7 separate regions of the Mus musculus genome follow, and all the other regions are linked to region 4. The links are chromatin loops, found by intact Hi-C in ENCODE. Cell type or tissue: left cerebral cortex. All regions are shown on one strand.

Region 1 (4,000 bases), 310 kb before region 4:
GTCGGACTGCTGGGGAATCTTCTAAGTGATCAATAAATACAGCATTTGCATGCTGCCCTGCACTGGAAGCTTAAGATAGGGGAAAAAACAATAAAAATAAAAGTAAGATTAGGAACAGAACTGTCACAGAACGGACATTCTTCAAACACTAGACATTATAGGTGATAATTCTGCAATATTTCATGCACCAAGCAATTCTGGGCTGTGAATTTTGCTATATTCATTTAATAGTTGTGTGCACTGAGGCTTGAGCAGAAAAGTAACTGGGCAAGATCACATGATCAGCCCTGAGCAGAGTCTGTCAAAGATCTGTGTAGCTTGTGCTGGGTTTTGCTACTGGTGGTTTCTTCTTTTTCACACTCCTTATCCCACCCCCCCATTTTATCCCATATCTCTAGATAGGAGAGAAAGGATAGAGGGGAGAAAGAGAGAGAGAAAGATCTCTGAATCTTATTTCTTTCTTCTTTTTTTCTTCTTTGAGCATGACTACTAATAAACCCCAATCAATGCACCCTCCCCCACCAACTCCTAACCCCCAACCCCCCAACCATGTCCATCTTGGCTCTACCATTTATATAACCTCTGAAAAGTTCCCAGAATTCCAAATGACACACAGCCACATAAATTATCTTCAGCTGGCAAAGCCACTTCTCTGCTAGAGCACGAGGCAAATTATAGTCAGCTGCTGAGGAAAGTCCAAAGCAGCCCCATATCCCCACCCTGGGGATTAAAATGAAAACATATTCTTATCACCACAGATCTGCACTCTGATTAGTAGTGTCTGAACCTCTTCCCTCAGTGACTAAGGTCTTTCCCACAAGTGAAGGAAAAGCCATTGAGCATCTAGGTTTTGCTATGGAAACACAAGGAGCTAGCTATGTCAACTCTTGCATCCTAGTTTTCTTCTCCTGGTGGGGGTTATGTAGACAGGCATTATCTTTAATGATTGTGGATTGGAGAAGGACTCTGTTAGGTGATTCTATGTAAGCTCCTATACAATGCTTTCAAATGTTGCTAGGAGGGGCTGTTATCCAGGCAACTGTCTGTTCTGTACATTTTGAGGGGCCTGTAATCCTTCTGAAAAGGGAAAAACATGAGTCTTTCACTTAGGTTAAAAATCTGTGAATTTCTCTTTTGAAATGCTTCAGTGTTAATTGGGAGACAGCACATTAAATCATTATTAGTCATTAATACTTCAGCACAAATGAGTTGATCAAGTTACTGAGACGCGTGAAGGGGCCTTAGGGAAACTGTCGCCTTGATGGAGGTGGTAGGGAGTTGCCAAGAAGGGCAGTCTCAGGACTGCAGGGACTGAGAGAGATGCTGGCTGTCAGGCACAAAGGAGCATGGCTCAGTCAGGCAGAGAAGGGACCGGAACTAATCAGCTTAGTTCTGGATAGGATTGCTTCTACAAATGTTGCCAGCCTTTCTCACCCCTCTATATCCACGCACACGCACACTCACACATGTGCCAGGCTATGCCTTCTGAACTTGCTGCAAGTGTGCTTTATGTAAGGCTTTTAGGAAAGGCCAATCATCTCTAGGCAAGAACCTTCCTGGCTTCGGAGGTGAGGGGGGACTCGTAACACATAATTTTGCCTCTAGGGGTCTCCAGAGCCTGGAGGCTTCGTGAGGATACTGGCCTTACTCTGTGATTTCTGAGTCTCAAATTCCCAAGGCCAAAGACCTAGGAAGAGGCACAGTGTTCAGGAAGTCTCTGGGGACCTATCACCCACAGGGACGCTGCTCATCACCTGCACCCATTCCTTGTGTGACAACATATTTATAGTATGCTAAGTGGCCAGATACAGTGAAGGGGAGGCAGAAATGAGTTGCCCCTGCAGTAGTTATGCACCGCCTAGGCATTTCTATTCCTCAAGGGGATTACAAGGACTTCTCTGGAGCCTAGACCCCACACTATCCCAGTAATTCAACTGAAATCTGGGCTCCAGTCCGGCCACCTCCAGCTCAGGATGCTGTGCCCTGCATGAAGCTCCCAAGTGAGGAATAGAAGTGGATACCTTCCAACACTGCTGCTACTGGGCCTGGACCCTGGAAAAGAAGCTGCCCCTGACCTAGAGGATCAGGAAGAGCCAAGGAAGCAGATCTGCTGCAAGGGTCTTGGAGGACAGGAATGCTTTGTGAAGGCAAAGAGGTGAGGTAAAATCTCACAGCCGAAGCATGCTGGTCTCCAGTAAAAAAAAACTATGAGATAGGTTAATAAATATTATTTCCATCCAATGTAGATTTAGGGATTAGTGACCAAAGTCACACTCTCTAATTCATTCAATCCACTGTTAAAATCCTAACACTGCCAGGTTTGGTGGGGATACCTTTAATCTTAGCACTTGGGGAGACAGAGACTTGGGAGGGTCTCTTTGAGATGCAGCCTGGTCTACATATCAAATTCCAGGCCATGCCAGCCAGAAGACACACCATGACCCTGTCTAAAAGCAAGCAAACAAAAATTCCCAGTACCATTATTCCCCAACTGCTGAGATCTCAGATCAGTGGCAAGCAACTCTTCTTACTCAATTCTTCTCATTTTTATTGAGTATAGTGAGGGGCGCTTCCTTTGTGTGGGGGGTGGAGGGTGTTGGAATTGGAGGAGACTGCACATGTAAGCATAGTCGGTGCCTGGTACAGTTCCTGGCACACAGCAGGTGTTTATTCATAGACATTGAATTTTATGCATTTTCAATCATTGAGAATAAGAGAGAGCAGTAATTTTTCCTAGTCTCACGGAATGTCACAGATGTGTCTGTGTTGGCAAAGGTCTTAGATTTTATGATCAATTTTAATATATCACCTATTATTTTTTTTTTAAAAATGGCAAGGCTTGCTTTTGGAAGGATCTCTATAGTACATATTTTTCAGTGTGTCTCCAAGTGCGTTTTCTGTTCTAACCAGGAGGTGCCTTGGGCAGAACTTTTGGCTGGGGAGAGAAGTGTGGGATGACCCAGCTCCAGGCACCTACGCCTGCCCCAAGGAGAGCCTTCCATATGCATTGGCTGGGTGTATTAGAATTCTAGATGAAGATTTATTAATGAAAGCCCTCTGCCTTCCTAAAAGGTTAAAAATCTTGTGAAGTTCAGGAAACCCTTCCTCCACACCTAAGGAGACTCTGCTCTAATTTTGTTTTGAAAGCCTTGCTCTTTTGAAAACACACACACACACCTGTCTTCAGAAAGGCCCTTGGAATACTCAGCATGCGTGCACTAAGTGAACAGGCCGTGTAAAGCTTTGCACTAGAGACTCTTCAGGGCTCTGTCTGCATTTCTGTTTTGGTTTGTTTTGCCTGCTTTTGCATTCCCAGTGTTTGAGTTTGGGTCACCTTTTACCATCTACCAGCCCTGGTGGCCTGCTCCCAGGAATCCCTTCAGAGTTAACAATGCTTCTACTTAAGAAACAGTCAGATATCAACAGCTTCTCTTACCTTGACCACAGAGCTACCTTCCCCCCCAGGACACAGCCTAGGAACAAGGATGAGTTGCAAAGTCTAACGTTCAAGCAAAGGGCTTCTGCATCGGATAGATTTAGGGTCAAGTGTGAACTCACCCACACTCAGAAGCCTGAAATGGGTCATTCAGTCTCTGGGAACTTCCATTTCCTTACTCATAAACAGAAAATGCCCCACTTTAGGAGGTTTATCCCAAGATCCAAGGAGAAAATACCTGGAAAGCACTATAGGACCTGGCGGTTGGTAAGGGTTCTTAAGGAAATACCTGATTCATCTCCCCCAGCAGCGAGAATTAAAGGTGGTACCGAATCTTGTTGGCTATGCTGGGGTCCCAGCTTTCACCTCTATGGAAGTCAACATCTCTCAAGTGTTTGTCTTTGGAGACACAGAAACAGCAGTTACCATTTTCTGAATGCCCATTTTGAGGCAAGTCCTTCTTGGATATTTGTCAATCATTGTCTCTAATACTCAGAAGATGTTATCATTTCCATTTTTAGGTGGAGGTACCATAGTTCATGAGTGTTCTATAACCTAGCTGAT
Region 2 (4,000 bases), 390 kb before region 4:
TCTACATTGTTCCTGACACAAAGAATGGAGTGCTTGTCTGTAAGGCCCATCTCTTCATTCTTATATAAAATGCCAACACGCTCACTTAATGACCATGCCCCTCGATTACCTTCTCTCTCTCCTGTTTCATCACGTCATCACTTTCTACCACATTATTCTACTAATATATGGCTAAGCTAGACTATCTCTCATCATGAAGATAAAAAACACCGTGTGGATCCCACCACTCTCCCATAAGGACCCATTCTTCTGATTTCCTCTACAGTGCAAACGGAGTTCCTATTCACAAGCAGTTCCTCACTTTGATTCTTATCTTAGATTCATTCCACTCCATCATCTGTCCCCTTCATGTCACTAAACCTGACCCTCTGCAGGATGTCAGTTACCTCTAAGTCACTAAGTCTCTGGATTTACTTGCAGGCCCATGATTTGAACACAGGCTTTTTGGATATAGAGATTTTCATGTTGTGTTCTAGGTATCTATAATAGTATCTGATATGTGCTAAGCACTCACAAAATAGTTATTGAGTTAACCAGTGGGTAAGTGAACAAAATCCCCTTGCTCTTTCAGACGATACAAAAGCAGAGCCTAATTTTGATGGCTACAGACCACCTTGATTTTATACTTAGAATTTAAAAACCCCAGCATTCCCAAAAGGGTTTTCAGTCATCCGTTAACTATAGACCCTTAGTAGAAATACCCTACAGGTTAATTAGAGCAGGTGTTGGCGTGGGTAGAAAGTATAGATTTTAAAGTCACAATAACTATGGATCCCTTAAAGATATGCATGATATCCCAAGGCTCTGTCATGCTCCTGCTAAAACTTGTACCTTGTCTGGTGTTAAAATTCCTTTCTGTGGCCATGCCATCCAGTCCAGCCTCCTTCAGAACCTCATCTTGTGTAATGTCTTTCTGTTTAGCTCTCTGCCCTCATAGTACTGCTCTCTGTGCTTCAATGGACATTAAGCTGCTTGCTGACTTGGGGCCTTAGCACTTAGAATTGTTTGTTTGTTTAATCAAAACACTCTTCCTCAGTTTTATACAACCAGGCTTCTCATCTTTCAGGCCTCAACCTCACAGGGTAAACCTTGAATTGCCCTTCCTGACCAATCTAACTAACATTAAAGGGCCCCTTCTCCCACCCTAGAAAATGTATACCATGCTTTTAAATGGCCCTTACAGTGGGGGTTGCTTCAGTGTTCAACCTCTACTAGAATACAGTCACATCTTTGACAAGAGTAAATCTGTCTGCTGGACCTTCCTTCAGAGAATGGGTAAGCCAACCACTTCTAAGGACTGGCTCAGATGCCACCAGAAAGTTACTGTTTCTCTTTGCTCCTACAGCCTGGCTAACCTGAAGCCAGCTAAGGCTCTGGCTTCCCTGCCCGGTGCTGGCAGGCTGTTACCTTTATGGCCCCTGTGGCTATTTGGATATGGTGAAGTCTGCGCAGTGTGCTCTCTCTGTCAATGAAGTAGGAGGCAGCCAGCTGGTGCAGGGTTTCCAGAGACACAGCGGAGCTGTTCCCAGTGCCCCCAACTACAGGGATACCTCCTGTTGTTTCTGACTTTCTGCTTAGTTTCCTCTTGTCCACAAAAATGGTCAGAGACTCTTCTCCTATAACAAAAACATGAGCTCATTAGTGAAGTTGTCAGCCCCAGGATCCTCTGCCATTATGAACCTGTAGCCCTTGGGCAAGGCAGACAGAGTTAAGAGAGAGCCTTGCCCCTGCTGGGGGCCTCTTCCCCATCCTTTCCATTCTGAGAGCTCTCTTCTCAGAGGGTGTACAGGGTCACAGGCCTCCCTGCCTGGGAGGCCCTCCTTTCTTAGCTCTTAAAGCCTCCCAAAGCTTACCCCTCAGCAGTGTCTCCATTTAACATCCTCTATTGATCTCCATGGCAGGCAATCTGCCTCCAAGGGGGAGACACAATTCTCCCCTCTCAAGTTGTTTATAAGAAGCCACATGGCTATTACAGCTTCCAGGGAAAGGGCGAAAGCTTTGAGGCTATATTTCTGTTCTCTCCCCATCAAATGCTCACCACCTGCCACATGCCGGCAGCTGGCCTCAACCCCGGGGGAGCTGTGCTTTGTCTACAGCACACTTAACTAAATGTTATGATAAACCCTTCTTTCTTTCTTCCCATAGCTGCAAGAACTCTTGTGATCTGTGATCCTGTCTTGTGATCCAGTCCAGAGGCCGTGCTCCATTTTGCACAGACCAGTCCCCACCGCCATTCTATTAGAGGGAGATTCACCCAAGTTGTTGGAATTGTGGTTTGGCTGGTTACCAATCGTCACAGTGAGGAAGGAGGGGTCAGTAACTCAATGAACATCTATCTATTTCTGAGCCTACACAGCTGACATTTTTTTAGCCACAGTCAAGAATTAACAAGTGAAGTCCATGGGCTAGATGGCTAGTCAAAACAAAAGTAGGAGCGCCCCCTGCTGGTATATGGTTAGTAGAAACCCGTGTGTGTGTGTGTGTGTGTGTGTGTGTGTGTGTGTGTGTGTGTTCCCTGTCCCTGTCTCCCCTCCCCACCCCTAACTTCCTTACCCCGCAACTCCCTCCCCTCTGGATGAGAATAGAAATGTTCTAGGGTAGATTTAGGTACCGAGAGAATACACTGTTCTCCAGTGCACCAGAAAGAAAATATTTCTCAGGCAAAAATAAGTCAAGAAAGAAAAAAGATGCAGGGAAATAGAACGATACTCAACAGATCATAAAAGCTATTTTCAACAATGGAACAACCAGTTTGGGGCTGAGGATACTGCTTACCTCCAAGAGTAGCAGAAAGTAAGAAATGAGTGCCGTACTTTTTGATGAGGTTTTCAGTAACCTGTTGCAGATTGGGTCTCCTTCCAAGGAGGCGGATATTGCGGACAAACTCTGGGGCGAGAGGCAGGGGCAAACTGAAGAAATCTCTCCTTTCTAGGGCCAAGTTGTTCACTTTCCATCGGGCAAACTCCCTGCAGGGAAAGTCAAGGGGTGAGGAAAAACCCATTGTATTTCAGAACCAGAAGTGTGAAGTCTGAAATAAGCCACACGCACACACACACACACACACACACACACACACACACACACACACAAACACACACCCCCGTCTGAGGCCTCCTCTCCACAGTGCCCTTCCCACGGGGTGGAGAACCCAGTAGAAGAGGCTCCTCCTCTGGCTGATCTTTTCTGGACTGAGAAGGTGCCCTCCACCCGAGTTTCTCCCACACAGCTTTCTTACTGGACAGTGGTGGCTCAGCATCTTCCCAAGGCAGTTGCCCTGCCTCACAGAGAAACAGAAAAAGCGCATGTTTGGCATTTGACAGTGGTTTGCAGAGAACTGACCAATCAGAGCTGTCCTACAGCTGGTGGGTTACATCTTCCATCTTTGCTTCAGTTGCTGTTCACTGCTAGAAACTGGAAGGCTGCTCTAGAAAGAACAGTGTTTTAACTTGTGGGGCTCAGATCCCCTCATATCCTTGGAGATAATTACATTCCCTATTCTTGTTTATTTAGCTCATATCGATTGATGGCACATCAGAAACTAAAATTGAGAAGATTAAAGTTATCTATCCAATACTGCATTTGAAGTTAACAGTAATAAGCCCATTACATATAGCAAAATCAATGCATTTTATGGCAATAACTATATGTACTGAAACAGAACAAATTTGACAAGGAGAGCATATTGCTTTGTGGTTTTGTAAACCTTTCATATCTATTTGACAGAACAGTTTTATTCTCATATTTGGTCAACATTCAGTTTGTTATCATAACTGTGGACTCTTAAGCTTGGGACCACACTAAACCAAAGAAATGGCTAATTCTTAAAGATTGCTTAAAATCCAAAGATTTTCATTGAAACGGATCTTTAGATCCTCCATGTTCGAGTAACAAGACACACTGGACATCCTGGACATATCTGCTTCCTGAAATACACAGCTCTTTAACAACCTAGCTCTTATTACATAGTTACAAAAACACCACTAACTACATCAGAAATACC
Region 3 (4,000 bases), 380 kb before region 4:
CTGCATTTCTTCCCTGCTATTAGCTATCGCCAACATTAGAATCATATTAGCCATTCTCACAACAGAACAATAATAGATATTCAACACCATTGTGTTGAGTAATCAAAGGAGACATTTTCCATGCCCTTTAATATCATAGCCTTCCCAATCCACTAGTTTTCAAATTAATGGGAAATTGATTAAAAAATAGTTATAGGAGAATAATGTAGGAACAACAACCAATTAGGGATTGATCTGACATGAAATAAATCATTTTAAATGTGTGTGTGTGTGTGTGTCAGGAAGTTAAATTTTATTAATAAAAATATAGGTGCGTAATTTAGTGCATTTCAAAAATATAAATCAGACAGGTGTGATGGTGTACATCTATAATCTCTGTACTCAGGAGGCACAGGCAGGAAGCTTGCTACAAATACGAAGCCAGCATGGTCTATGTTGTGAGTTCCAGGCCAATCAGGATTACATAGCTAGACCCTGCCTCAAAATAATAGTAAACACTGCCAGCATATTCTTTTGCTTTTCCTTTTTATACTATCTGGGTCCTCAGATACCATCTGCAGTAGACATAGACAACATCTCGTGGCTGTCCACTGTCCACATTCAAAGACTAGTGCATAAAAAAATCTGTCAATTGATACTGTTACGTTTAACACTCAGGTGTCAATGATCAATATTTCCATTCCTCTACAGTGAGTCTCCTAATTTCTACCATTCCTGATGTCGAAGACTGACCGAAGAAGCCACAGGCTTTAAGTTATGCACTTTTGCTCAGTTTGACATCAGCCTTGGAAAATCTGTTTAACGCCGGTCAATAGCTACAGAATAGTTGACTTCAACGAGGAAACTGAAGCTCAAAAAGGCAAGCAATTGCCTAACATCACACAACTAGAGAGGAACTGATGCTGTTAGAAGTGGAGAAATTTGAGTACTGCCTGACAAACTTCCCCAGATTATGATATTATTATAATATGAGATTATATAATTGAGGCAGGAGGATTGCCATGGATTCCAGACCAGGCTAAGATAGAATCAAATTGTGTATCAAAAAGGTGGAAAAAGTAGAGGGGAAGGAAAGGGAGATAGAATAAGGAAAGGAAGGAGGAAGGGAGAGAGGTAAGGAGGAAGGGAGGAAGGAAGGAAGGAAGGAAGGAAGGAAGTGAGGGGAGAGAAGACTCTTTAGAGTCTCAAAGCGGCTGCTCATAGAAGGATAATTCTACAAACAAGTCTTGACACCTTAGTACTTGCTCCTTTGTTTGGAAGCCTTTGACATATTTGCAATTCATTTGTAGCAGACTCAGGTTCCAGCATGAACCTTAGCTGTGAAAACCACAAAAGGGAGATGCCATGGTTGCCTAAAAGAATATAACCAGTTGGTAGCAGAACCTGTGCAAAAAGAAAGCACAGTGACCTTCCTCGGGGTGACAGTGACAGGGTTGACAGTGACAGGGGCAGGAACTGGCACCTAGAAAGGTTAAGGGAGTAAGGTGGATGGAGTCCCACAATCAGAGGGAGGCCTGCTTAAATCTCAGATGGTGGTGGAGGTCAACACTCCATTACTTTTCTACAATTCTGTTTTCCTCTATGTCTGAAGTACATACTCAGACTGGAATCTCTTCAGAAAGTTAGCTATCTTCTAACAAAAATAGTGTCATTACTCAGAATATTTCATTTCTTTCTTTATCTAAACAAAACATGAATTTACTATATATTGCATACAGTATACTATTTATATTATGGTGAAACCTTTTTTGTTGATGTTGGATAAAAGTAGTTTCCTTATGCTCATTTGTAGAAGAAATTAAGATTAAGAAGGAAATCAGGACTCACAGACCTGAGTCCACGTATCATGGGTACTCAGGAAATCATAACACAGAGTAACACATGACCTAGAAGAGCGAATGACACTGTCTTAGAAAGCATTTTATGAGCAAACAATAGAAAACTATGGCTAATACATGATGAATTCTTACCATGTGCTAGACATTCTCAGGTTCTTAAAAGAGTTATCTATAAAATATCCCTATAAGGGGGAAACCATAACTATCTTCATCATGTGGACAATGAAATGAAGGCAGAATACTTTAATTTACCCAGCTGGTAACATTCAATAAGTGGCAGAACCAGAGTTGAAACATTCGTTGTTTTGAAGGGACATAGTGTGACCACTGTGATATAGTATCTCTGCCTGAAAAGCAAAGGAATGGTTGTAAAGCTGGGGGAGGGAAAGGTTTGCAGGAGAAATGATGCATAAGAATAGGGACTTACTGTGAAGCATTTCACAAGAGAAGCTCACTGGCTAAAGAGCTCATATCTAGGGACCACAGTTACAAACAGAAAAAAAAAATGCAAAAAAGCCAAATCTGCTCCTGGCATCCAGTGACCTGTTGCTGTCTCAGATGTGTTTTGGCTCTATAGGCTTTTTTTTTTTGGTGGGGGGGAGGGAGGAAACTTGATGGTTACTAGAGAAAGAGAGGGGGAGAGAAAGAGAGAAAGAGAGAGAGAGAGAGAGAGAGAGAGAGAGAGAGAGAGAGAGAGAGAGAGAGAGAGAGAGAGAGAGAGAGAGAATATCACTTTGACAGGATTACGATGGTTCTCATGGGAATGTGGATAGTTTTCTGGGAAGTCTGTTTTGCAAAGGAATGTCCCTAGTTACTCTCCCCCTTGACTGTCCCTTCTTGTCCTGCTCAGTGATCTCTTCCTCCTGCATTAAGGTCCTCCATGATGCTGTCCATCATGTCCTGCATCCAAGTCAGTCCTTACCAGCTGCACACTGCCCACAGCACCATGCCCTCTGGAACTGTGAACTACATTAGCTTCTTTGCTTTGTAACAGATCCAGCTGTAGATAGTTTGTTATATTAATGGAATCCTGACTAATTCAGGCACCAGCTCAGAACTAGGTGCTAACTACAAAAAGGTTCAGCCTCCAAGGATCCAAAAACCAGGCACTTCCACTCCAGCCAAATTCTCCCCGGATGTTGAGGACCTTCCTTGATATGAGATCATTGGGGGACATCTGAGAATGGAATCTAAGCCAGAAAGTAGTAAAAATGCGCTTAAAGAACCTATTAACCTGTTTTTTTTTTCCCCACAGTATCTAAAAAAACCTCAGAAGACTATACTGGAAGGCAGCCTAAGCTAGTCAAAGCATAAGTGTTCATCTTCAATGTTTCATTTAGTAGGGGTTTTTTTTTTCAGTAATAAAATAATCAAGACTTTTTCCCCCAAGAAAAGAATGTTTTCTATATATCAATTAAATTAACTTACAGTGCTTCAATTAAGCCATCATCTTTGTTTCAATTAAGACATCAAGTAAATCTCCATTCCAATTTAGCCATTTCTCCTAAAATTCTTCTCCCACTGTGTTTGTTACTCAGTAAACAGTCTGAGAAAGAAAACATTTCGAACAGCACTGTAGTCCTGAGGAAAGTTCTTTCAAACATCAGAAGATATTGCAGAAAATGTTCCTGGGTTGAACCAAAGGATGAACAGAGCTGTTCAAGGTGGACGTGGAGATAAAAATGCATCCATACACACTTTAGAGGGGTGCTCCAGTAGATGCCTATCATCAATAGACGCTCACTGTATTCTCCACCCCCATCTAGTGCAGTCAGGGCTACATATAAGTGAACAAGAGCCACCAAATGCCCAATTAATAGGAAAATAAAATCACCAATAACAACTATGATAAGATCCAAGAAGGGTGAAATCCAGTGTGTCATATCATATACCATATACCATATACCATACACAGCTATGTGTTCAGACATTTTAAAGTAAAAACAAAAAGATTCTAAAGTTATCACTATTATTTTTGTCCCAAAGTGCTTCACACTAATGGCCCAGATTGTCAATAAACCATGGCTGGCTCTTCTCAGTTGTACAACGATGGCTGTACAAGAGTTTAGGGAAAGTTGAATCATATGCAGGCCAAATTCCAAGCAACAGAGAAGCTTCAGCAGGGATTTAGACTGAGTCAGCTCTGAGCCAGCTCTGCATTT
Region 4 (4,000 bases):
TTTGCTGCCTAATGAACTGCCTGTGTAGTTCTAGCTGTGATGTCATTAGCATCTCATTGCCTTAGGCACCAACTCAGGAGAGAGATTTTTAAGCAGTCCTCAGAATCCTACAGGAATTGTACCAATTTACTTCACAACAAGTAATTCACCTTTGTGACCTGTGAGTTCACACAGGCAGAGCAGAGCCTGCATGAGAAAGACTTGGTCACTTTCATCATTGTAATACGCTTCTGAATGGAGGTGGGTCAATATGTACATGCCTAAGGCCATGTGCACATACACAGTGAGATTCTGAGCATTAAGGATGCCAATATTCTCATACCATGATATTCTATTGGGGAAACTCATCCACTGTATGCTCGAGGATACAGATTTAGCCTAAAGCAAATGGCACTTATTTATAGCAAACTGTATTTGCAAAATGCTTTGCAGTTTTAGGGTTGTTAACTACATTCCAGGTTGAATATTCCTCTATTTGTAAGAAAGCTAAGTGTTACAGCCAGACAGGAAGACCTCCCTGAGAACAAAAGCATGGATTCTGCAAAACTAGTGGTGAGGAGCCATAAGTGTATTGGTTTGATGTTGTTGTTTGGTTTGGTTTGGTTTCTGTTTGTTTTTTTGTCAGATGACACACTTGCCGGTCATCATCTTCCAAGACCTTAACTGTAAATTGTTTCGTTTGTTCAAAGACTGCGTGTCTACTGAAGTAGATAGTTACTTTCCTAAGAAGCATCACGGTATTTCAGATACCAGGATCATCTCTACCTAGGTGCCAGAGGATGGAGAAATATTCCAAAGATGGCAATAGGAGTAGCCAATAGGAAGAGGGGGTCCACTGAGTCATAGGCGATAAAGTGGCTTTCCCTCTTCCCACCTTTCCACCAGCAGAGAGCAGGCTCTCCTGAAGAGCTTCATATCTGAGCTATTCATTCCCTTGCAGTGAATGGTGGCATTCTCTTTGGGGTAAGGGAGATTTATGTGGGCTTTCATCAACGGACTCCATCATTTTAAGGAGTATTTCCCAACTGTATCTTTAACTGCACATAGAAAATGCATTTCCTCTTTGAAAAATCTCTCTCATGCACATGTCTGTTCTTGGCTGGAGACTGAATAGATGGCTTTGGGGAGTTTACTGTTCATTGCTCTGTATAAATCCAGCCTCTTTCTAGACAGTTCCATCTCATGTGAGCATGATGTTAGCGAGGTATACTGGCCTTGGCCTGGGCCTCCAGCAGGGACCTGATATGTGGTCCTGATTTGGGGGCTGGGGGTGGAAGATGTAGACTAAGGTCCTGAAGAAAAAAGCAAAGCAGGAGCATTTGGAAACCCCTATCATCTCTGCCTCCTGGCTCTTCTCAGTCACCCTACTGTAGTCTCTAAACTTGCCAAGACTGTAGGGTGGACGAGTGTTGACAGGGACTAACTGCATCTTGAATTTAATTGGCATTGCCAGAAGACAGCAACAAGGGGAGCAGCCCCTCTTGTTCACAGCAATTACAAGCTTTAATGATGGCCAGCTGGAGGGCAGGGAAGTTAATGCCTTACAGAGGACTCACGTTACAGTGCCCCCTGGTGGTATATTTCAACACAATTCACCTAGATAGTGACCTAGGAAAATTTGCTTAAAGGTGAAAGAAAAGAAATACGTTGGCATATTACTTCACATTTGAAGTAACTTTTTTTTTACTCAAAATTAAGGATATTTGGAGAGAATTCTTTTAAAAAATTTTTCTTGTGAGCTTTTTTTCAGTTATCCTGTCATTGTCACCTGGATTTCATATTTTTTCGTGAAGTTATGAGGTATATAATTTGTAATTGTTTTGCTTTTTAGTTTTTATTGTATGTTAGGAAAAAAAGAGCCATAAAAATGTTGAGATACCCACACCACCCTTAGGATTCTGAAATTTTATTTTCTCTGGTGTGGTCTCACAGTGCCGAACATAGTCATTTTCGATCAACTACCACCATCTAGTGATCATATTGTAGGTTTGCAAGTGTTCCTAATGGAGTCTCAACAAAGGAGGGCTGTGGCTCCCTACAGAAATGTCTCTGATGATAATGTGATTAGAGCCAAAGAGGAAAAGGCTCCCAACCTCATGAAGATTCTTCAAAGATACCAGATATTGTCCAAAGACCTTACTCCACCTCCACCTACTTTGACCAGTCACTCAGCAGTGTGAAGAAGACAAGAAATCAGATCAAAAAATGGGGTGCAGAAAGGCTTGGCTGGTCTATGGACTTTTCAAATGCTGCTAGCAATCTATTCTTAGCCTAAGATAAAGTGTGGAGCTATGACTGAGATGCAGAGGCCTAAATGTTCATAAGGATAAATCCTTGGGTGAAGTGATTTGAGGTTGGTTAGTCTGCTCTCTATCTGATATTATCATTTTTGACTTTCGATGTGTGTGTGTGTGTGTGTGTGTGTGTGTGTGTGTGTGTGTGTGTGTGTGTGTGTGTTTGTGTGTGTGTGTGTGTGTGTGTGTGTGTGTGTGTGTGTGTGTGTGTGTGCGCCATTGTCTAGTTTTCCTATAATCCAGGAGGGTCTGTAGCTCAATCCTGGATCTATAGTTAAGTAAAATATAAATGTTAAATAGACTGACTCCCATAGTCTCTGAGTGTGTCCTGTGCCTTCACACACAAGAGAAGTCACATTCCAAGAGTAGCTGGGTAAGAGTGTCTCGTTCACATAGTGCTATTCATTTGGGAATCAAAAACAGTGGGAACCTCACTGTATTAGTCAGGGTTCTCTAGAGTCACAGAACTTATGGATAGTCTCTAGATAGTAAAGGAATTTATTGATGACTTACAGTCGGCAGCCCAATTCCCAACAATGGTTCAGTCGCAGCTGTGAATGGAAGTCCAAGGATCTAGCAGTTACTCAGTCTCACGCAGCAAGCAGGCGAAGGAGCAAGAGCTCGAGCTAGACTCCCTTCTTCCAATTCTGGATTGTAGTTCATTCCAAATATAGTCAAGTTGACAACCAGGAATGGCCACTACACTCACCATATTCCCACATGGGCCCATGTTACACAGCAAGTTAAGAGAAGGCCTAGACAGTGCTCCCAATACCCCTGAGGAGAGAACATGTGCTTTTCTAAGTCAGTGAGTCATATCACCCAATGACCTCCTGGAACCACTTTGTGAGACCTTTCAACCAGTTCAGACCATGTCCCTTCAAGTATGACATTCTTAATGCACCCAGTGGAGACCAGAAATTCTGTGTACCCACCATCTCTGAAGGCACAGCAGTCTCTCCAAAATCATTTCCTGTTTGGGACACCAACTGTCAGAAATAGCTTATGAAATCTGGAGGATTCTGCCCACAGAGTCCTTTATAGATAATGAGTTAAATGGGTAAACAGGAGGACTGAAGGAAGAAAGAGAAAATGGTGCTTTCTTGTGTGGGGAACAAACCATTATTCTCTAGTAGGCTCGTCTCATGTTTGTCACCAAAAATAGATCAAGAGTTTGTGTAGCTAACTTCTAAGTGGCAAACAACAGTGAAAAAAATCTTTCTGAACATGACAAACTTTCCTCTGCATTCTCAACACATGAGTTAACTATACAGCCAAGAAATGCTGGCTTTGCTCTATGACTTAAACACTTTGGAGTCAGATAGCACTGGGTTCAAATACCAAGTTTCACAATCTGCTACCTTTGTGACCTTGATGATATTTTCCTTTCTTGGTATATAGAAATGGGTACAATGGTAGACTTTTGGCAATGGTGAGGATGGTAGAAGGAGATCTCGAGTCAATCCCAATGCCCTAGAAAGGCTCCATAAACCTCAGTTGTAATTGTGACCAAGAATGTGGTGCTGAGTGCTGCCTGCATGTTAGAAATCATGTGTGTCTTCAAATCATTTTGTTATTCATCCATTTAATAACACTAGAGGTGGGAGCTATGAAGAAGCCAAGGCATAGAGTGGTCACTGCTGCTATCATCTGCTTTCTGGGAATTGGATGTATCACAGACACATCCCTCCATGTGGATCAGTGGA
Region 5 (4,000 bases), 140 kb before region 4:
TAATCTGTGCAAAGTCACTGGAATGGAAGAGATGGTTTAGTGAGAAAACTGAAACATAGTTCAGTAAAGTCTAGGGTGCATGTTTGTGGATTGTTTGGGAAAGCCAGCCAAATGCTCAGCAGAATCCAGGAAGAATATAGTCGTGACTGCAAAGGTCTTGGATCTGTCTAGTTTAGCTAGTCAGTTGTGCTGTGTGGAGGCCTCTGTCTCTCCTCTGGAGGCAGTGTAGACAATAGCTGAGAACCAGTGGGTGTATCTGTGAGGGTAAGACAGGTACTGCCTGAGTCCTAATGTAAGATGAGAAAATGGAGATGTAACCTTGAACATCAACAACAAAACAAAAGACCTTCTATTTAAAGAGTTGGTGGTAAGAAAGTGTGCCTTGTGAACAAACAGGGAAAGTGTTGGATCGAATGGAGTTGTAGGAGTTGAGAAGCCATCTGATGACAGTGGAGATCAGACAGGATACTGGGTTTGAGAAACAGGACAGGTAGAGTTGGCAGTATGTAGAGCATTTAGTGCCAGAGGGAGGATGTTCTCTTGATGGATGTGATACTGTGGGTTAATCCTTAAGTGTGAGGAAATGGACTCCATGTGTAATATTCAAAATTAATCTGTAAGCATTATCTTGCCCAAGGACTAGGTAACTCCCTGGAATGCTGGGAGTTCTTAAAAAATAATAAAGCCTCTTGGGAAAGTATCACGGCCTGTAGGTATGCCTTTGTAACCCCCTGTAGTACGGGTCTCAGGGCCATTCAGCTGGAAAATTCTAGGGAATGGTCCTAACCAAAGTCCATCTCTTGGTCAGTATTTAATATTTAATGAAGCTTGCTTCAAAATGGTGGAACTAGGTTTTCTCTGGTGAAGCTCAGGCTGTCAAGATACTAGTGTGAATAGTAGCTCTCTAACTTGCAAGAGCCAGAGGCTACCGGCAACCTCTGCATCTCTTCCTTCTCCCAAGTCTCTCCATAGCCCCTTGGGAAACCCTGCAAACAGATGGGTGGGTGGTACTGGGCCCCAAACTCATTTCAGTGTTTCCTGAGTTCAGCAGCTTCCAAAGCTCTAACCTTTATAGCTGTTGGGCTCTGGCCATTCTCTGCAGCGTCTCAGGACAGCTTCTTGGTGCTGCCTTGATTGTTATTCAATGATGTGAACGATCAATGTAGAACTCTGAGCACAGGTCCCTGATGCATAATGACCACTTTGTAAGTGTGAGCTGTCACAATTAAGACCATCTCTTTGAGACTTAATTTTCTCTTCTGCGATGTAGATAGTCACTGGGCAGGCTTTTAGGCATATTATGAGGAGACAAATATTTAAAATGAAACAACAGTGCAGTGTCCTCCATAATGGGACTTATATCGCCATCCATAATAAATATTAGCATAAGTAAGAAACTTCCAGGAGAACTCTACGTTTTGTTGTCTTGCTTTCTCACCCTCCCACATGCATCTTGCCTCCAGCGAAAGTTCCCTCTGCCTACCACCACTTCATCCAAAAGCAGCAGAAAATTAAGCCTTCTAGATGAGCAAACCAAGCCTTTGCTTTACCATCATTCTTTCCAGTGGTGTCTGGGCTGAGAGGAAGATTCTGGTGTGACAGCATCATTTTCTCATCCATAGAACAAGGGCAAGCTCCTCCTGGGGGAGGAGGCCCCCCAGAAGCCCAAGTTTACACTGTGGCAGCATGTCCTTAGGTTTAAACAATTTTGCATCCAAGTTTTGAACTCAGCTAGGGAGGCAGAGGGAGAAGTGCCCCCCTTGTGGCCTCTTGTAAACCTGACCCAGTCAAATTGGGGAGAGTCTGCACTCAGCTGACCACTAGGGACTGTGAGGGCCATCAGATGGCCAAGTTCCTTCCTACTTCAACTGGTCACATGGTGTCCCTAATGAGGCTTCCTTCCTAAGGTCACATAGCAGAGACATGTTTTGACCTCTGTGGGTTCTGTTTGCTGGCAGAAGGCCGAGTCATCTGGCCAGTGCCTGGATTTTTACCACTGTATCTTGTGTGCTTTTGTCTTGCTTTCAGTGGGCTCTCCCCGAAGTCCTGTGAATAAGACCACCTTGACCCTGATCAGTGTCACCAGCTGCGTGATTGGCCTCGTGTGCTCTTCTCATGTCAGCTGCCCTCTTGTTGTCAAGATCACCCTACACGTCCCTGAGCACTTGATCGCTGATGGTGAGCTCAGTCTGCCAAGGATGGAACCACTCCGTCAGTAGTTGGTGGTTTTCAAGCTGGGCAAAAGATGGAGAAACCAAGGGTCACTATGGTGGGGAGGAGGGACATGCCCGAAAATGTAAGATAGAGGTTATGGCTAGATTGTACACAGATGTTTGCAGAAATTGAGCAAATGAAAAACGTGACAGGTCATCTCCAATACTCGATGCACATCGTCTGTAAGTAATCTTCTATTTGTAGAGAAATGCAAAGCACAGTGGCTATAGATGTGTAGACATCATGGTCTTTTTACCATTTGGGGGAAGAAAAGCTAACAGGACAGTAGAGGTGTTTAAGGATCGGCCATGCTTTGATTTGTTTGGTCCAGGTGATAGACAGTTAACTGCATTCACTTGTTATAAGTCTACACCTCAAAAGTAATAATTTACCTTTATGCAAGCGGACCCAAAATGATAAGTGACTCCCATAGGTTCTGAGAGTCCCTGAATCATTCAGTCCTACAGCGTCTAATTGACTTGTTAGTATCTATTCTCTTTGTTGCTGCAAGGCTGGAAACAGGTGGGGAGTGAGTGTTCATAGTGCTATTTCATAGGAGGTGAAGACAGGTGGCGCATCCTTGTTACGTGGATCAGTGCCAATGCCTTGTGGCTAGGTCTGATGGAGCCATGCCATGGCCACCACAGAGCCACTCTGTCCCTCTCTCCCTTAGGAACACTCCTGCAATATGATATGAGGCATGGCAGTAGGCAATGATATGGCTGGAAGGGTTAACGTCCTGGCTTCACAGCAATCAATATGACTGCAGGACCTCCATCTGCCATTCCCTTGTGCTGGTACTAATGGTAGGCTAGGATTGGTGGAAGTAATGATACTGAATTAGGATGTGCCCTGCCTCTGGTGACTTGTGCCCCTGTATTGTGTGTGCCTCTGCAGCCATGCTTCTTCTCTGTCACCCGTAGGGAGCCGCTTCATCCTGCTGGAGGGGAGCCAGCTGGATGCCAGTGACTGGCTGAACCCTGCCCAAGTGGTTCTCTTCTCTCAGCAGAACTCCAGCGGGCCCTGGGCCATGGACCTCTGTGCCCGGCGGCTCCTGGACCCTTGTGAACACCAATGTGACCCCGAAACTGGTAGGCGGGAGCACCGGGCAGCGGGTAACTGTCAGAGAGAGCGCATGCCTTTTGCAATCATTCTCTTGCGATTCAGACCATCTCACCCAATTCCGCTGTCCCTTTTTCATCTCAAGCGTGGACCATGCATGCATAGCACCATGTGGTTGAGTCACTGAGCATAAAAACATGCAATAGTCTGACAGAAGTCTGGGTAGGATCTTAACCACAGCCTTACTCTGCAAAGGCCAGTTTGGAATAACTTCTGCAGTCCATTTTGTCATTCTTTAGCTACTGTGACTATCCATTTATAATTGCAAAATTAATCCAGGTTTAGTATAAAAAATAGTATAGAAAAAAAAAGATAAACGTCTATATTTCTGTCTCCTATTTCTGACTCTTCATGTCCTTTCTTTCCATTACTAGTCTAGGCATAATTTTTTAAAGGTTTCCTGGAAGCATGGGAAGTCTAGTTGAGTTTTCCTGAATTTGTTTCCTTAATATTCTATAAGACTTTCCATAATCAAAATTCTCAGTAACATTTTAATGGTCATTTGCTATTATATCATACATCTGTACCATAGCTCATTTAAACAGTCCTGTTGCTTTGAATTTAGAAGGCTTTAGATTCTTTTTTATTTTTATAAATACTATTAAGACAAACCTCTCAACAACAAAAACAAGTGGGGCACATAGGAACTTATTTTTCTTCCAAT
Region 6 (4,000 bases), 1.1 Mb before region 4:
GGCCGCCAACTTGTTCTGTGCCACACACCTGCTGCTTCAGGCAGATGGAACTCCGAATCAATGAGTATTAGCATCACACACACTGAATAATAGCATCAATAGCATAGCAGACATTCCTTGAACTCCATACCTACGAATAAACAGCAGCCTTCTTAACTACACCCTGGTTTGTGGTAAATGATTCTGTAATTCGTTATTATTTTTCAGGTTTGTGGAGACAAACAGTGGGGAGACTGGCGGCCCCACTTGGCTGTGATCCTGTCAAATCAGGCTGGAGATACAGAGTTGTACCAGCGAGCGATTGTCAGCATGGGGGATACCCTGGGTAAGCAGAAATTGGCTTACGCCTTCCCTGGGGCAACTTTCCATGTCTGACATTAGTTTAGTGTTTCCTAGTGTTTCTCAACTTTCCTAATGCTAGCACCTTTGATACAGTTCCTCATGCTGTGGTGACCCCCACCCCAACCCCAACCATAAAACTATTTAGTTGTTACTTTATAACTGTAATCTTGCCGCTGTTAGCCTCCTGGTTAAGAAACCCCAGGGAAAGGTACCTTCATCTGCTTTTGCTATGTTTGTGTGTTTGTTTGTTTTTCCATATCTGTTTCCCAGAATTCCCACTGGGAGCGTTGTGTTTCCATTGCTATATAGCCTCCTCTTCACTTTCTACTTACAGGTGAGGTGCCTTTACCTTGAGCTAACACAGGGGCGTGCCACTTCCTCTTGCCTCGGGGACTTCAGATGGGAAATGCTGCTTTTGCCTAAACCACCTTGGTAGCTTTCTGTCTTTATTTCTATTATCTGTCTGAGAACAGGGCCTTACAAGTGTGGAATGTCTACAGGATATCCAGATCTCTACTTCACAAATTTGGTCTAACTTTTAGAAACCATGGTGTTCTTTGTGGAACGCTGTGAACAACTGCTCTTCTGAATTTGAAGCAGCCCTCTGTAAGGTTGTGACCCAGCTGTCTGCTTGAAAGGGGACCCATGTCTATTGGGCACCAGACTCTGTACTTCACCCGCTGTTAGCCATTTTCTCACTGCTGTGGCAAAATGGCCGACCAAACCAACTTAAGCAAGGGGGTTTCTCTGGCTCACAGTTCTAGGAAACACAGTCTGTCACGGCAGACGGTTGAGATGTGACTAGAGGCCTGGTGTTCACGGCCAGGAAGCAGAGATGGGTGATGGGCTCCTTCCCTCTCTTTCTCTTCACTCCTAGATCCTAGCCCAGAGGATAGTGCCTCCCACACTCCAAATGAGTCCTCCCGATTCAGTTAAACCTTTCTGGAAGCACCCTGAAGGTCACACCCAGAGGTATTTCCTAAGATAGTCTATTCAAGTTGACAATGAAGATTGACTGTCACACCCACTTAATTCGAGTTTAAAGTAGTAGAAAATGTTTGGAGAACATTTAAAAGTCAGGAACAACTTGGTAATTGATGTGATTTTTTATGAGCACAGGAAAAGTCTTCAATCATCCAACTTCAGTAGAGGAAGCAGCCACACCCCACAAGCAGCCACACCCCACAAGGAAGCAGCCACACCCCACAAGGAAGCAGCCACACCCCACAAGGAAGCAGCCACACCCCACAAGGAAGCAGCCACACCCCACAAGGAAGCAGCCACACCCCACAAGCAGCCACACCCCACAAGGAAGCAGCCACACCCCACAAGGAAGCAGCCACACCCCACAAGGAAGCAGCCACACCCCACAAGGAAGCAGCCACACCCCACAAGCAGCCACACCCCACAAGGAAGCAGCCACACCCCACAAGGATGTTTAAAATCCGTTTCTGATGTCCTACTTTACTTAGGTATAGGCATCTTGTCTCGATTCTCAGCCCCAGGAATGACCATGACTTTTAGAAAATTCCCAATGAAAAACTCATCAGGGGGACGTGAAACAGCACACAGCATCCTGGTTGTGGCTGATGAGAACTGAAATGCAGGATCTGAGGTCAGAAACACTGATGCAGGAGGGAAGGAAAGGGAGATGTCACAAGAACTCCCCTGGTTTATTCATATCAGGTTTCCGCTCTGACCCTGGGGTCCACTATTTAACTCTCTGTTCTACTCAGACACTGGGTCCCACAGGGTGTGCCTCACGCCTGGGCTCTTGTTCTCCTCCTGCAGCTGGAAAAGGGCTTGTGGAGGCATCTCACTTCTGCTATCTCATGGCTCATGTGCCCTTTGGTCACTATACGGTGAAGACAGATCATCTGGCCTTGGTGGGCAGTAGCCACAGGTACGTATGTGACTTTTGTAAAGATGATTTGCACGGGTTATTTTAGCCCTTACTGGGTTTCATGGCTTCACTACTCATTTTCTTGTGTAAATTTCCGCTACTGCCCGCTCTTCCTCTCTATCTTCTGCATTAGTCTAGGCAAGGTGACCAGAGGGTGCCACATCACACCACCAGAGGGCCTTTGGTGCTGTTAGTGCTCTTGGTGTGTGTTGAACTCTTCTGGCCACTGGGTGGCAGCCTAGCTCCACAACCAGAGATAACATAGAAAAATGAAGTTTACAATAGTATATTTTGGGCAGCCCTGGGCTTATTCTAGGAGCCTACTTTTTGGGGCCTCCATACTACTTCAATATATTAATTTGGAGCACAAGCTCTTTGGAACCTTCTGCATCAGTCACTTGTTTTCTGGTAGCCACATATCAGGGTGTTTCCCCCCCCCCCCCAAGGACCCCAAAGCCCTGGAGAAAGAGTGAGTTGAAGCAGATAATCTTACCCTGGGTGGTCCTCACTGTTCTGGATCTTTCTACCTCTTTCTCCTTAATAGTTGTGATTTCTGAGCAGTCATGGTATTGCGCTCCTAGAATTCTAGCAGTCAAGAGGTATAGACAGGGGGATTGTAGCAAGGCCAATGCTAGCCAGGGTGGTGCAATGAGTTCTAGGCTAGCCAGCCAGCCAGGGCTACGAACCTGTCTCAAGAGAGAGAAAGAAGACATTTCTGAGATGCAGAGCTATCAGTGTCTTTGCAATGTTTGCTTTGTTACAGATTTACTTTATAAAAAGGTAACTGCACCGGGGAAGCAAGGTATTGAGGGATTGAAAGCCTTGTCTAAGGTAGCCTCTCGGGTGCACCATCAGGATGGACTTGGAGTCTAGACAGTAAGGTTGCAGGAGCAAAAGTTGTAGCTGATATTCCTAATCCTCTACCACCATAGCAATCGGTGCTCCTCACAGATTCTTCTCTTGAGCCTGGGCTCAGATAGAAGAGTCATCTTCTCAAGGCAGTCTGTCTGGGCTAAGCAAGCCCATAAAGGTACCTCGCTTCCTATAGCCCATGTTCATGACTCCTGGGGGAGTTTCTTGAGATATGTTAGCTTCTGGAATTATTCTGATGACTGGAATATAGGGCACCTGGCAAGCTGTAGAGGGGAGACGGCAAGTGTGTGTGTGTGTGTGTGTGTGTGTATGTGTGTGTGTATCACATTCACCTGTTTTCTTTCCTCACTGGCCGGATGAACTTCCTGTGCAAGATCTGTCATTTCTTTCTGGCTCCATTGTCCTCCCCAGTCTGTGCCAGGCCATCTGTGGTGCTCCTGGACTCCACGGCTTCCTCTTTTGCACTTGGCAAGCTCAGGCTGCTCTGTCTTTCCTGGGGCATGCCAGGCTGAGGGCTGAGGGCTGAGGGCTGAGGGCTGAGGGCTGAGGACTGAGGGCTGAGGGCTGAGGGCTGAGGGCTGAGGACTAGTTTTTAGGAGGTTGAAGTGGGAGGTGTTGAAGGGGGATGTTAAGGGAGGTGCAGAGCCTCCTCCTCACAAGCAGGCTCTTCTAGAAGTGCTGGCACTCTCACTTATTGCCCAAACCTAAAGAGATGGAGGTCAAGGAGGAAGTGCAGTCTATCTTGAGCCCACAGGCTCTTTCCTCTTATAGACCTGCCTGAGAGCAGCATCTCCGCCTCACCTCTGTTCTTGTTATTCCCTGCTTTTAGTCAAGAGTTTATGAAATTTGCAACAATTGAGGCTATCCAGCGGACGGAAATCT
Region 7 (4,000 bases), 440 kb before region 4:
GATTGGTTTTTTGTTTTGGTTTTGGTTTTGGTTTGTTTTGGTTTGGTTTGGTGTTTTGGTTTTTTGGTTTTTTTGAGACAGGTTTTCGCTGTGTAGCCCTGGCTGTCCTGAAACTCACTCTGTAGACCAGGCTGGCCTTGAACTCAGAAATCTGCCTGCCTCTGCCTCCCAAGTGCTGGGATTAAAGACGTGTGCCACCACACCTGGCTAGCATATGTAACCTTAAAGCCCATCCTAACTGACAGACCACCTCCAACAAGGCCACACCTCCTAATTCTTTCCAAGCAGTTCCATTAACTATAAGAGCCTATAAGGGCCATTCTCATTCAAAGCATCCTAGAGGGAGATACCAAAGAACCCCACCACTCATCAGGAATTGTAACAGAGATGGATGAAATAGGATTTGGGTCACAGTTGGACCAAATTGGATTTCCAAAGGGAACCAGCATTCACTCAGGGCTTAAACTAGTGTCTTAGCTACTTCCTACTGTTCCTGTTCTCTACATCAGTATGAAAATATCAGTAGCTGATTTCTATGTCTGTACCTCACATCTGATTCCACAAAAAATGAAGTTTGTTTGTCCCTAGAATTCCTGATTCATAAGGCTGAGAAAAAAGTGGTTGTGGAGTTCAGACCAGTGAGAAAAGTTGCCTCGCTTCCATTTCACCCGCATTTTCTGTCATCAGTCCCTAGGTTGTGTTGTTGCTGGGAAATAAGCTACAACAGCAGGAAAACAGTCCCACTTAATGTGAAAACAGCCTCTCATCCTTTGGGAACGCAGTCTCGGCTCAGTCTGACTCACACAGAGAAACCCTGTTTATACCAGTCTCTCCTGTTGCATCCCCCAAGACCTATTACAGTGGCTTTCTTTGGATTGTGGCCAGTGGAAGTGGGAACACCCAGGCCAGACAGGCTCCAGCCCACTGAAGGTTGAATTTCAGCCCAGGCAGTCTGGGTACCATTCTCTGCTGAGCGGTTAGGACTATTTCCCAGTCTAAAGGAACTGAACTTGCCCTGTTAAAAACAAGTGTTTAGGGGCTGGAAAGATGGTTAGGTGGTTAAGAGCACTATCTGCTCTTCTAGAGGATTCAGGTTCAATTCCCAGCATCTACAAGGTGGTTCACAAATATCTGTAACTCTAATCCCAGGCATTTGACATCTTCTGATATCCTCCCTAGGGGATTTGACACCCTTACCTGATCTCTCACAACATCCATACATATAAAGTAAGTGGATACATTACTTTTATCTGCACTGTTTAGTATATACTAGCTAATGCATTCAGAAAGATAATTATAATTCTTTGTAAAATTGTTTCAATTTTGACAAGGTATATATAGCTCATTAGATTCAAAGAGTTCTACCTATTTTGCAATGAAACCTAATGCTCCATCCCAAATCTAGGTTCATATTCCCTAGAGGCAATCACATTCAATTATTTTAATCTTTCCTTTGGCAGTTACCTCAATAATTTTAAATAACATGCTCACACAGCTAGTTTTTCAATTTTAGGCATAATCTATTGATTACCCTACTAGCATTTGGCCATCTGATGCGCGCACACGCGCACGAGGCACACACACACACACACACACACACACACACACATCTCCAGTCTCATTAATCACAATTTCTATGGAAGTGGCTATGCCTCCCTTTTATTATTTTGAGAGCAAATGTAATAATCTCACACTGCTGGATCCCAGGGAGTAGTTTTGTTTTTCTAATTCACTTATAAAATTTAGCTTATAATTTGCCTGTTGTCCTTTTCTTCAGCTCCTATGTCACCTGCTCTCTGTCATATATCTTACTGGTCTCTGCTCTCTTTGCCTGCATCCTTCCAGGACCTTTACCGTCTATGACCATGTGATGGCGCTATTGAGGTTGGCTTCTCGGCCACACTCAGACAACTTCCTTTGTAGTCCTCTGGGTCTCCACTTTTGGTTGGATTTTCTAATATTCTAGATTCCATTTCTCCTTCCTTATTGATTTACTCTCAGTCTCCCAGTAGTTTTTCAAAAGAAGGGGTACATGAGTTGGTACCGAATTTTAGATAATCTTCGTCTCTTCTCCCTGACAGCAGAGAATCCTCATCGCCCTCCACTCTCTCTCAATGTATTGCTGAGAAAGTGGGTTTGTTCGTAGCCCAGTGGTTTCTCTTCAATGTCTTGTTCTCTCGAGAAAATGTGGCTTTTACTCAGTTTCCCCGGCACCCACACACTTACTAAGAAGGTATCTACGACTCGTGACTCATTCATAATACTTCACAGATACAAAGTGTTTTCATTCTAGAAACTTAGATCCAGCAGCTCCTGGCATTATTTTCTAATTGTCTCCTTCATCTTTTTCTCTCCTTTATACCTTTTCTGGCACTTTTTTTTTTTTTTTAAGTCATCTTGTTGGTGTGTGTCGTTTCTTTTTCTTGTACCCTTTCTTAGGTTCTCTCTCGTTCTGAACCAGTTTCTCAATCTCCTTTCTCAATAGCATTTCATCTGTGATTGCAGTTTTCACCCTGTTTGTTCTCTGAATGTCCTTTATTTTATTTTTTTTTTAAGTCTCTTTGTTTTTGAGAAGGAAAAATGTGGTGTTGGCCGAGGTCGCATTCCGAGGGAGTGGCTTGCTCTGGTACAAATCGCAGCACCAATGCCTCACCCCGTTTGGAACACTCAACATGATACTTAACCCCCACGGAGCTCAGTTTTCCAAACTCTGAAATGGGGATAATTGCAGCCCTCCCTCCATGCCGGCTTTTTCTATGGACTCTAATAGATTGATAGCACTGGGAGCAGAGCCTTGCATGCAGGAGTGGGCAGCCCACATTAGCGGTGATTGTTATGTAGGCGGTATCTTCTTTCATCTCTCTGAAGATGATAATTACAGGAATTTCTCTTGCAAACATTCTTCTTTTCATCTTTTCTCTGGACTTTTGCTGTTTGTGGTTAGCAGTTTGTTTGGGGCTCTGTGTTCTGTGCTCCTCATGGCTTCCTGAAACAATTCATGCTATAGTAAACTGTGAGAACATTTTTGTTGTTGTTATTTCATTTGAGGACAGGTTCTCACTCGTATTCCAAGCTGCTTTGAACTCTCTGCATAGCTGAGGCTGACCTTGAACCTGATCCTCCTGCACATAACTCTCAAGTGTTCCCCATACTCCTTCCAGATATGCATTCTAACAGTTAACACTCAGAAGTTAAGATGCTGCCTGAATGCTCTCTGTTTGCCCCTGATTTACTGATAGATAGTTTTCCTGTAGATATTTTGCTTTGCATTGTGTTGTAATGTCTCAGATTTGTAGATTTCTTGCTTATGGATGCAAACCCAGAAGACAGAGTTCTCAGAACAGGGCAGGGTGGACCTTGGTCCACCATCAAATTCCCCCTCCCACATACACACACCATCACACACACACACACACACACACACACACACACACACACACACACACACACACCACACATATGTAAACCCTCTGCTCACTCTACAGAGGCTCCTGCTGCTCAATTTAGAGTTCTCCAGACACATCCTGTCTAGTTTCCCACCAGTGGAGAGGCAGACAGCACTGTGGGCCTTTGGACTTCTATGCTTCATACAGACATTTAACAGAGCTGTTGTTTCCGTCTCTCTCTGCACTCTTAAATTAGACATGTTTGGAGTCTATATTGCTCAAGCTTCTGAGATACAGGCCTGCAAACTTGTTCATTTGCTTCTAGTTCCAGAATTCGGTGTCTAAATTCCCCCTTCATTTTTGATTTGTTCTTATAAATTTCTACCTTTTAAAATTTGTTGGTGGGTATTTTTGTTATCCAAGGTCAGAGGCTGGGGCAAGTGCTTCCAGCCCCATGGCCTCTTAGTTAAAAAAAATTTAAAGTAAGACTCACACAGATTCCAAAGTAATAAGGAAAATGTATTCAAAGCAAACCAATAGTGCCGATCAGAAACAAATACATCTTCAAGAGTGACAGTGAGTCACGTATGGGAGGCCATTCAAGGCCCTGGTTA

The links. A loop is a pair of places that touch in the nucleus more often than their neighbours do. Peaks named below come from ENCODE experiments on the same cell type or tissue, not always from the same donor. Only the 100,000 strongest peaks of a DNase experiment are listed, where the experiment ranks them.
Region 1: it touches region 4 in a loop (4-fold over the local background); 11 of 42 quality-filtered maps call a loop at or near these places.
Region 2: it touches region 4 in a loop (4-fold over the local background); 3 of 42 quality-filtered maps call a loop at or near these places.
Region 3: it touches region 4 in a loop (3-fold over the local background); 3 of 42 quality-filtered maps call a loop at or near these places.
Region 5: it touches region 4 in a loop (3-fold over the local background); 3 of 42 quality-filtered maps call a loop at or near these places.
Region 6: it touches region 4 in a loop (15-fold over the local background); 30 of 42 quality-filtered maps call a loop at or near these places.
Region 7: a loop joins it to region 4, with 2.7 times the contacts of the local background. A loop is called at or near these places in 5 of 42 quality-filtered maps.

The regions. Positions count from the first base shown.
Region 1 is chr1:158,341,978-158,345,977 of GRCm38, forward strand. All of the region lies in intron 1 of Brinp2 (bone morphogenic protein/retinoic acid inducible neural-specific 2), which reads right to left. Among named protein-coding and RNA genes, the nearest start is that of Brinp2, 12 kb to the right of the region's middle. In left cerebral cortex, a CTCF peak has its summit at 1,607; a DNase peak (open chromatin) is centred at 1,537; H3K27ac peaks cover 262 bases.
Region 2 is chr1:158,265,055-158,269,054 of GRCm38, forward strand. It overlaps Brinp2 (bone morphogenic protein/retinoic acid inducible neural-specific 2), which reads right to left. Exons shown (of 8, transcript NM_207583.2): 3 at 2,776-2,966; 4 at 1,408-1,616. Among named protein-coding and RNA genes, the nearest start is that of Brinp2, 89 kb to the right of the region's middle. RefSeq lists an enhancer at 413-2,992. In left cerebral cortex, a CTCF peak has its summit at 2,398 (motif pointing left); a DNase peak (open chromatin) is centred at 2,458.
Region 3 is chr1:158,272,917-158,276,916 of GRCm38, forward strand. All of the region lies in intron 2 of Brinp2 (bone morphogenic protein/retinoic acid inducible neural-specific 2), which reads right to left. Among named protein-coding and RNA genes, the nearest start is that of Brinp2, 81 kb to the right of the region's middle. In left cerebral cortex, no CTCF peak of the experiment used is centred here; no DNase peak of the experiment used is centred here.
Region 4 is chr1:158,652,808-158,656,807 of GRCm38, forward strand. All of the region lies in intron 16 of Astn1 (astrotactin 1), which reads left to right. Among named protein-coding and RNA genes, the nearest start is that of Gm37679, 100 kb to the left of the region's middle. In left cerebral cortex, CTCF peaks have their summits at 1,585 (motif pointing left) and 1,973 (motif pointing left); DNase peaks (open chromatin) are centred at 42, 336, 1,483, 2,033 and 1 more place; H3K27ac peaks cover 385 bases.
Region 5 is chr1:158,507,818-158,511,817 of GRCm38, forward strand. Astn1 (astrotactin 1) reads left to right here. Exons shown (of 23, transcript NM_007495.4): 6 at 2,029-2,178; 7 at 3,138-3,305. The region is part of intron 1 of Gm37679 (a long non-coding RNA gene); the gene reads right to left. Among named protein-coding and RNA genes, the nearest start is that of Mir488, 4.2 kb to the left of the region's middle. In left cerebral cortex, CTCF peaks have their summits at 244 and 1,781; DNase peaks (open chromatin) are centred at 1,551, 2,861 and 3,265; H3K27ac peaks cover 3,072 bases.
Region 6 is chr1:157,550,800-157,554,799 of GRCm38, forward strand. Sec16b (SEC16 homolog B (S. cerevisiae)) reads left to right here. Exons shown (of 26, transcript NM_001159986.1): 13 at 208-325; 14 at 2,134-2,245; 15 at 3,948-4,000. Among named protein-coding and RNA genes, the nearest start is that of Sec16b, 27 kb to the left of the region's middle. In left cerebral cortex, a CTCF peak has its summit at 2,431 (motif pointing right); DNase peaks (open chromatin) are centred at 2,463, 3,005, 3,614 and 3,773; H3K27ac peaks cover 766 bases.
Region 7 is chr1:158,213,077-158,217,076 of GRCm38, forward strand. The region is part of intron 2 of Gm39686 (a long non-coding RNA gene); the gene reads left to right. Among named protein-coding and RNA genes, the nearest start is that of Gm39686, 67 kb to the left of the region's middle. In left cerebral cortex, a CTCF peak has its summit at 1,868; DNase peaks (open chromatin) are centred at 832 and 1,878.